Linked DNA regions of Homo sapiens: region 1 is linked to region 2. The links are chromatin contacts, found by Hi-C or POLR2A ChIA-PET in ENCODE. All regions are on one chromosome and are shown on one strand. Each heading gives the region's core, a stretch centred on a gene start or an enhancer-like site at or near the end of the contact. The rest is flanking DNA. Distances are from core to core; before and after follow the strand shown.

Region 1 (3,123 bases), core at 267-2,766, 250 kb before region 2:
ATATTAATAACCTTAAGTCAGAGTCTCACTAGTAGAAAAGCTACTGGAAAGCTATAAAGTTTAGAATGACTCTGAAGTATTAGTATGATTTTGCTTTGTTTCCATAATATGGATTCAATGGGGTAGCTGATTTCTATCCAGTGTGGTACATTAGTAATGGCTGAGTGCTCTGAGGATGACAGTATCTTATTTGATGTACCTTCAGCACTAACAGTCTTATAATAATCGGTGTTCATTGTTTGTTGAACAAATAAATGATGTGTATTTGATTGGTAGAGGAGTTGACCATCTGGTAACAAATAGCATGTTTTGAAAATATATCTCTCTGCCCCCCTAAAGTGGCCAGGTGCCAGAATACCAGCGACCAAGTCAGCTGAGAGACATTACTGCAATGCAACTGGATTGGCTGGTGAAGCTGTAATGGAGGGAAGGTAAATTTAGGCCTAGAAATAGAACAACGAGGGTCAAATCTGAAGGTCAGGGAGAGAGTAGCCTGAGAGAACAATGATGAAGTCTAGAGCTTGGAGGAACGGGAGCTGGGTCAAGCCATCCAGGTCTTTGCCCTGTGAACAGAATCCATGTCCCCAAGGGACAGGCTGTGCAGGAAGTTGTGTTGGACTGGCCGGCTCTAATGGACTCATTGAAAGCTGGTCTGGGCATAATTGCCATACAAATGGGTATTGTGTAAGAAAAAAAAGTCTGCCATCTGGAAAAAGGAAGAAAATGGACACATTTTCTGCATCATCTACATTAGATAAAAACTTCTTATGCAAGTTGGCAATTTTTTATGTGTTTGCCCCAACTGAGCCCTGCAGCTCACCACCCTGCCAGTATTATAGGATCAGTATAAAAATTCCTGTTGTTTTGCTGACTTAGGTATTCACCAAGGAATTATTTGTGAGGCAGACCTGAAAAGCAATTATGTGTAAAGTACAATAAGTTGGTTCTCCTTGAGAGGGGTTGCTGAGAGGGAACTTTCTGGGAGCCTCTCTGGATTTTTGGCACACATACTTTCCTCCTAATGTCTTGTGGCATGTAGTAATATTTTTTCCAACTCTTAGTCACAGTTTTTTACTTTGTTCCTTGACTTCGGGGCTTCTTTAGGTAACATCCACAGACATATTGGAGCTTTTTCTTTTTACCACAGATCTTTACAGCTTCTCAACTTATTGTGGCATGTCCTGGGGATTGACAGGGAGAGAGTGGGACAGGGGAACGAGTGAGATTTCTGCTGTTTAAAAGATGGCTTTTCTCAGGTTGGTAGCCACAGAAACATCTGTGGGCTACCTGGGAAGGATTTTAAAACATTCATGAGGTGGCCTCCTTCTTACCCTGCTCCTGACCTTCCCTTACCCCACCTCCCTGCCTGTTCTCCCCAGCGTGAGTGTGAGAAAGTACATTTGCAGCTGTCTCCACCTGATGGCTTCTGTGTGTGGCCTCAGCCGTGAAATGCTGAATGTTTGCATGGGGTTTGCTGAGAGCCAAGTCAAGGAACAAGCATGTTGGTGAAAGGCCAAATGCCCATCTTGTGTAGCTTCTCCAGTTTCACTCTTGATCCAAGCTGGAGCATATTCTCCAACTTGAAGAAAGCCAATGAGTGCTTTGAAAAGGGACCAGGAACTTGGTGTTTTATTCTTAGCTACTAGAGCAGAATTCTGGTCCACCATAAGTCAGCACTTTCTGTTTACTGATCAGCAGATGGTCCTGGCTGATTCCTGGTTGTACAGCTCACCCACTGCCACATGGGCCACTTGGACACTGCCTTTGTATTTTCATAATCCTCTCTTCCCCTTGTACATGGAGTTTTCTAATTTACTTGTGACAAAATAAAAGATAAAAGTTCTCCAAGACCCAAGATTTCCCATGTTGTGAGATATATTATTTCCTGCCATTGAACAGATTGTTTTATGATTCCAGCCAGGAGAGTTTTTAGTGATAGGGTAATATTCTCTTTTTTCTCTTAATATTTCCTCAGTTGTTCTTAGACTGCCTATAGCCTCCAATGGACTTCTGTAATAAAAGTGCTTCAATATTTTCTTTCTAGTGATAAACAGTCAATAGGCTTAATATAGTCATTCTCCAAAACAACCGGCTATGTTTCTTTGCTATATTAATACTATAGCACAAATGGTTAATTCCCCAATAGTGGTAGCAGGCAAGCCTAGGTTGACCAGGTGTACCAAATGGGCAATGAGAATTATTATTTATCTAATGTAATTTTAAGGGGGGAAGAGATTTGCAGAAAAGCATAGCCTTATCAAAAAAATTAAGTATGCAGTCATTTTGAGTAAACTGGAATTTAGAAAAATAACTGAATAGATGATTCTACTGTTTCTATTAGAAACAAGATGTGAATCTACAGGACAGACTGGCCTGAGGACCCAGTCCTTTCGACCTTGGGGTATCAGTGATAGGGAGAGATCGAAAGCCTATGGATTAGAGAGGAAGTTCTACCTGGTAAGGGGGTCCAGCCTCCCTCAGGCAGCATTCTGCCATCCCTTTTGAGACAAGTCCTCACCAAATTGACTTCCCTTCCATGTCCGTTGAAAAGCCCACCATGTTTTTTCTTGTCTTCTCATTCTGTTGCTCTTTCTGTGTTTCTTCTGCTTCACCCATCCAAACCCTAATCCCCACCTCCACCAAGAAGTCTTCTCTGACTACCTGGCTTTCCCATGCATTCACATCATATCTGTTACCTTTCTCTTTGTATTAACTTGTCCGTGTACTCTATTGACAGCTGCTTAAGGATTGGACAGTAACCTACTCAGTAACCACTTACTAAATTAAATGATTTAATAGTTGTTAAATTTAACATCTGGTATCTATTGGTCCTTTTATAACAGTAGTTGCTTGTCCTCATACTAAATTTCAGGTCAGCCCTGGGAAGTACTGTAAGTATTCTTTAATACTTACTCATTGTCATCATATGAGTTGCTTTTAACTATTTGTTAAGGGTATAAATTCAAAAGTAAAATTTTTGCTTTCTCTTATCCTCATTTTTCACTCCCCAGATATAACAAATGTTAACAGTTTGTATGCACCCTCCTAGAAGTTTGTATATATATGCGAACATAAATGGGAGCCTATTACATATACTCTTCTGCGCTCTGATTTTTAAATAAT
Region 2 (3,517 bases), core at 44-2,543:
ACAAAGATATTTCAAATACAGAGTCTACAGTGAAGTTGTGGAGACTGAACAAGGAATATATTTTTTAAAACAACCAGGGTGGGCCTGGTGGCTTATGCCTGTAATTCCGACACTTTGGGTGGCTGAGGTGGGTGGATTGCTTGAGCTCAAGAATTTTGGCAATATAGAAAGACCGCGTATCTATAAAAAATCAAAATAAATTTTAAAAAAGAAAAAAGCCAGGCGCGGTGGCTCAGGCCTGTAATCCCAACACTTTGGGGGGCCAAAGCGGGCAGATCACGAGGTCAGGAGTTCGAGACCAGCCTGGCCAACATGGTGAAACCCCGTCTCTACTAAAGATACAAAAAATTAGCGGAGCGTGGTGGTGCGCACCTGTAATCCCAGGTACTCGGGAGACTGAGGCAGAATTGCTTGTACCCGATAGGCAGAGGTTGCAGTGAGCCAAGACTACACCATTGCACTCCAGCCTGGGCCACAGGGCGAGACTCCGTCTCAAAAAGGAAGAAAGAAAGAACGAATGTAAAGAAAGACTGAAAGAGAAAGAAAGAAAGGAGAGAGGGAGGGAAGAAAGAAAAGAAAGGAAGGAAGGAAGGATGGAAGGAAGGAAGGAAAGAAAGAAAGAAAAAAGAAAGAAAGGAAGAAAGAAAGAAGAAAGAAAGAAAGAAAGAAAGAAAGAAAGAAAGAAAGAAAGAAAGAAAGAAAGAAAAAGGAAGGAAGGAGAGAGGGAGGGAAGAAAGGAAGGAAGGAAGGAAAAAGAAAGAGAAAGAAAGAAGGGAGGGAGGGAGGGAAGAAAGAAAGGGAAGGAAGAAAGGAAGGAGAGAAAGAAAGAAAGAGAAAGAAAAAGAGAGAGAAAGAAAGAAATAAATAAAAAAAGAAAGAGGGAGGGAGAGGGGGAGGGAAGAAAGAAAAGAAAGGAAGGAAGGAGAGAAAGAAAGAAAGAGAAAGAAAAAGAAAGAAAGAAAGAAAGAAAGAAAGAAAGAAAGAAAGAAAGAAAGAAAGAAAGAAGAGAGAGAAAGAAAGAAAGAAAAGAAAAAGAACCACAACCCACTAAAAATCCCTGGGTTTTGTGCTTGGAGCCAAAGAAGTAGCCTTCAATGCAAGCGCCACTGAAGGGAAATCCTGGTGGGCTGGGGATCTGGGGGCGGGCCTCAAGTGAGAAGTAGAACCTACTCTGACTGTGAAGCCTGAGCAAGAGTCAGACACAACGACAAACCAACCACTTCCACCTACACAGGGTTCCTAAATAGTCACCACCCCCACTCTTTTCAGTTGGATGATGAGTCAACTAAAACTCTCATCAAAGCTGCCAGGCTTTTTGCCCCCTGCTGTTTTTAGACCCAAGACGAAATCCTCAAGGTACTGAAGGAGATCAGAATCTGCCACCCCCAAATATGCCACTTCCGCATAAAGATGATTTTGAGCTGATGGCAATTAGGAAGCAGCACATGAAGGAAGAACTCCGTGTCCTCCCACTTTCTGCCTAAAAGCAGGGCATAAAATCCTCCTTCTAAAGGTGTTTTCCTTTTCTATATCAGAGAGAGGAAAATGACTCTTATTTGCATAACAAGGCTTACTAAACGACACTTATCTACTATACATTTCCTGGTCACCTTCCTGCCATTTACCACTTTTAGAAGGCCAAACTCTTTTTCCTCTGTCTGGTCACTTCTCCACCAGTTATTGCTTTTCATTAAAATGGTATATAAGCCCTTGGGTCTAACTACCTCTTTGGGTTTCCACTTTATTTCTGTAAAGTCCCCGTGCACATACAAATGTTAACATTAATAAATGCTATGATTTGAATATTTGTCCCCTCCAAAACTCATGTTGAAATTTAATTTTCAGGCCAGGTGTGGTGGCTCACACCTGTAATCCCAGCACTTTGGGAGGCTGAGGCAGGTGGATCACCTGAGGTCAGGGGTTCAATACCAGCCTGGCCAACATGGTGAAACCCCATCTCTAGTAAAAATACAAAAATTAGCCAGGCATGGTGGTGCACACCTATAATCCCAGCTACTCTGGAGGCTGAGGCAGGAGAATAGCTTGAACCGAGGAGGCAGAGATTGCATGAGCCAAGACCACGCCACTGCACTCCAGCCTGGACGACAGAGGGAGACTCCATCTCAAAAAAATTTAAAAAAGAAAAGAAATTTAATTTTCAACGTGGTAATACTGACAGGTGGGACCTTTAAGAGGTGAATAATGAATTAGTGGGATAGTGTGGTAATGGGACTGGTAGCTTTATAAGAAGAGGAGGATCTGAGCTAGCATGCCCAGCCCCATCACCATGCAATGCCCTACACTGCCTTGTCACTCTGTAGAGAGTCTCCACCAGCAAGAAGGCCCTCACCAAGTGCAGCCCTCTGACCTTGGACTTCTCAGCTTCCATAACTGTAAGAAATATTTTTTGTTGGCGGAGCACGGTGGCTTACGGCTGTAATCCCAGCACTTTGGGAGGCTGAGGCGGGTGGATCACGAGGTCAGGAGTTGGAGACCAGCCTGGCCAATATGGTGAAACTCCATCTCTACTAAAATACAAAAATTAGCTGGGCATGGTGGCACGCACCTGTAGTCCCAGGTGCTTGGGAGGCTGAGGCAGGAGAATTGCTTGAACCCGGGAGGTGGAGGTTGCAGTGAGCCAAGATCGCGCCACCACACTCCAGCCTGGGCAACAAGAGTGAAACTCTGTCTCAAAAACAAAAACAAAAAATAAATATTTTTTGTCTATATATTATCCAGTTTCCAGTGTTCTGCTCTAAGCAACAGAAAACAAAGAGAATAAAGTAACGTATGCCTTTGCTACTGTTAATGTCTTTTGTGAGTTTAATTTGCAGGCCCCAGTTACTAAACCTAAGAGGAAAGGTTTTGTTTCATTTTGTTTTGTTTTTCTCCCTTGCAGCCTAACAAAAAACAAAACAAAACAAAACAAAACAAAAATAAACTTCTCCAATAAAATAGTATGCTTGAAGAAGGAGTTACTTACTGTTTTTGGCCAGTGTTGACTAAAGGGTTAACTCAGCATCTACCCCTTCCAAGGAGTCTGTGTGGGAGGAGAGAGGAGAGGACTGATTACATTCTTTCTCCACACAAGCTTTCACCTATCCTCCTCCTGAAAATAACTCTTTATCTAGAACTTAAGTGGGATAGGGTCTAATGGAATTTCATGTGTGAAATTTTTATTTTTTTAATATGAGAAAAAGAAACAACAAACTAGTGCAGCAAATGCCACTGAATTGTACACTTAAAAAAGGTTAATGGTTCATTTTATTTCTGTGAATTTTACCTCAATAAAAAAATGAATGAAACTACCTTAATTTGGTATCTCTGAAAATCTTTCCTGGTCATGAAATTTATCCATCCTCTTTTGTGTTTGTAAAGGGCTGGATCAAAACTGAAAAGAATTTAGCCCTGTGAAATGGCTTGGACACAAAGTTTGAGGTGTGGTCCCAGCTCTGCTTCATCTTGGGGATCCTTTACTCTCGATATGCCTCCATTTCTATTATGAAATAGCAGATTT

What was found. A loop is a pair of places that touch in the nucleus more often than their neighbours do. ChIA-PET counts read pairs that join two places held with the same protein, here RNA polymerase II (POLR2A). Pooled maps may share reads with other maps.
Region 1: a pooled map shows a loop between it and region 2 (2.1-fold over the local background). The contact joins two enhancer-like sites. A Hi-C loop is called at or near these places in 6 of 50 pooled maps. POLR2A ChIA-PET finds 5 or more read pairs at or near these places in 3 of 52 experiments (Panc1, RWPE1 and naive thymus-derived CD8-positive, alpha-beta T cell).

Annotation. Positions count from the first base shown.
Region 1 is chr5:126,996,849-126,999,971 of GRCh38, reverse strand. All of the region lies in intron 1 of MARCHF3 (membrane associated ring-CH-type finger 3), which reads left to right. Among named protein-coding and RNA genes, the nearest start is that of MARCHF3, 32 kb to the left of the region's middle. Within about 2 kb of position 1,516, at least 5 of the 41 ENCODE cell types and tissues checked have a DNase peak (open chromatin) inside an H3K27ac peak, as active enhancers do.
Region 2 is chr5:126,746,012-126,749,528 of GRCh38, reverse strand. No RefSeq gene overlaps it. Among named protein-coding and RNA genes, the nearest start is that of LMNB1-DT, 29 kb to the left of the region's middle. RefSeq lists enhancers at 1-241, 1,374-1,423. Within about 2 kb of position 1,293, at least 9 of the 41 ENCODE cell types and tissues checked have a DNase peak (open chromatin) inside an H3K27ac peak, as active enhancers do.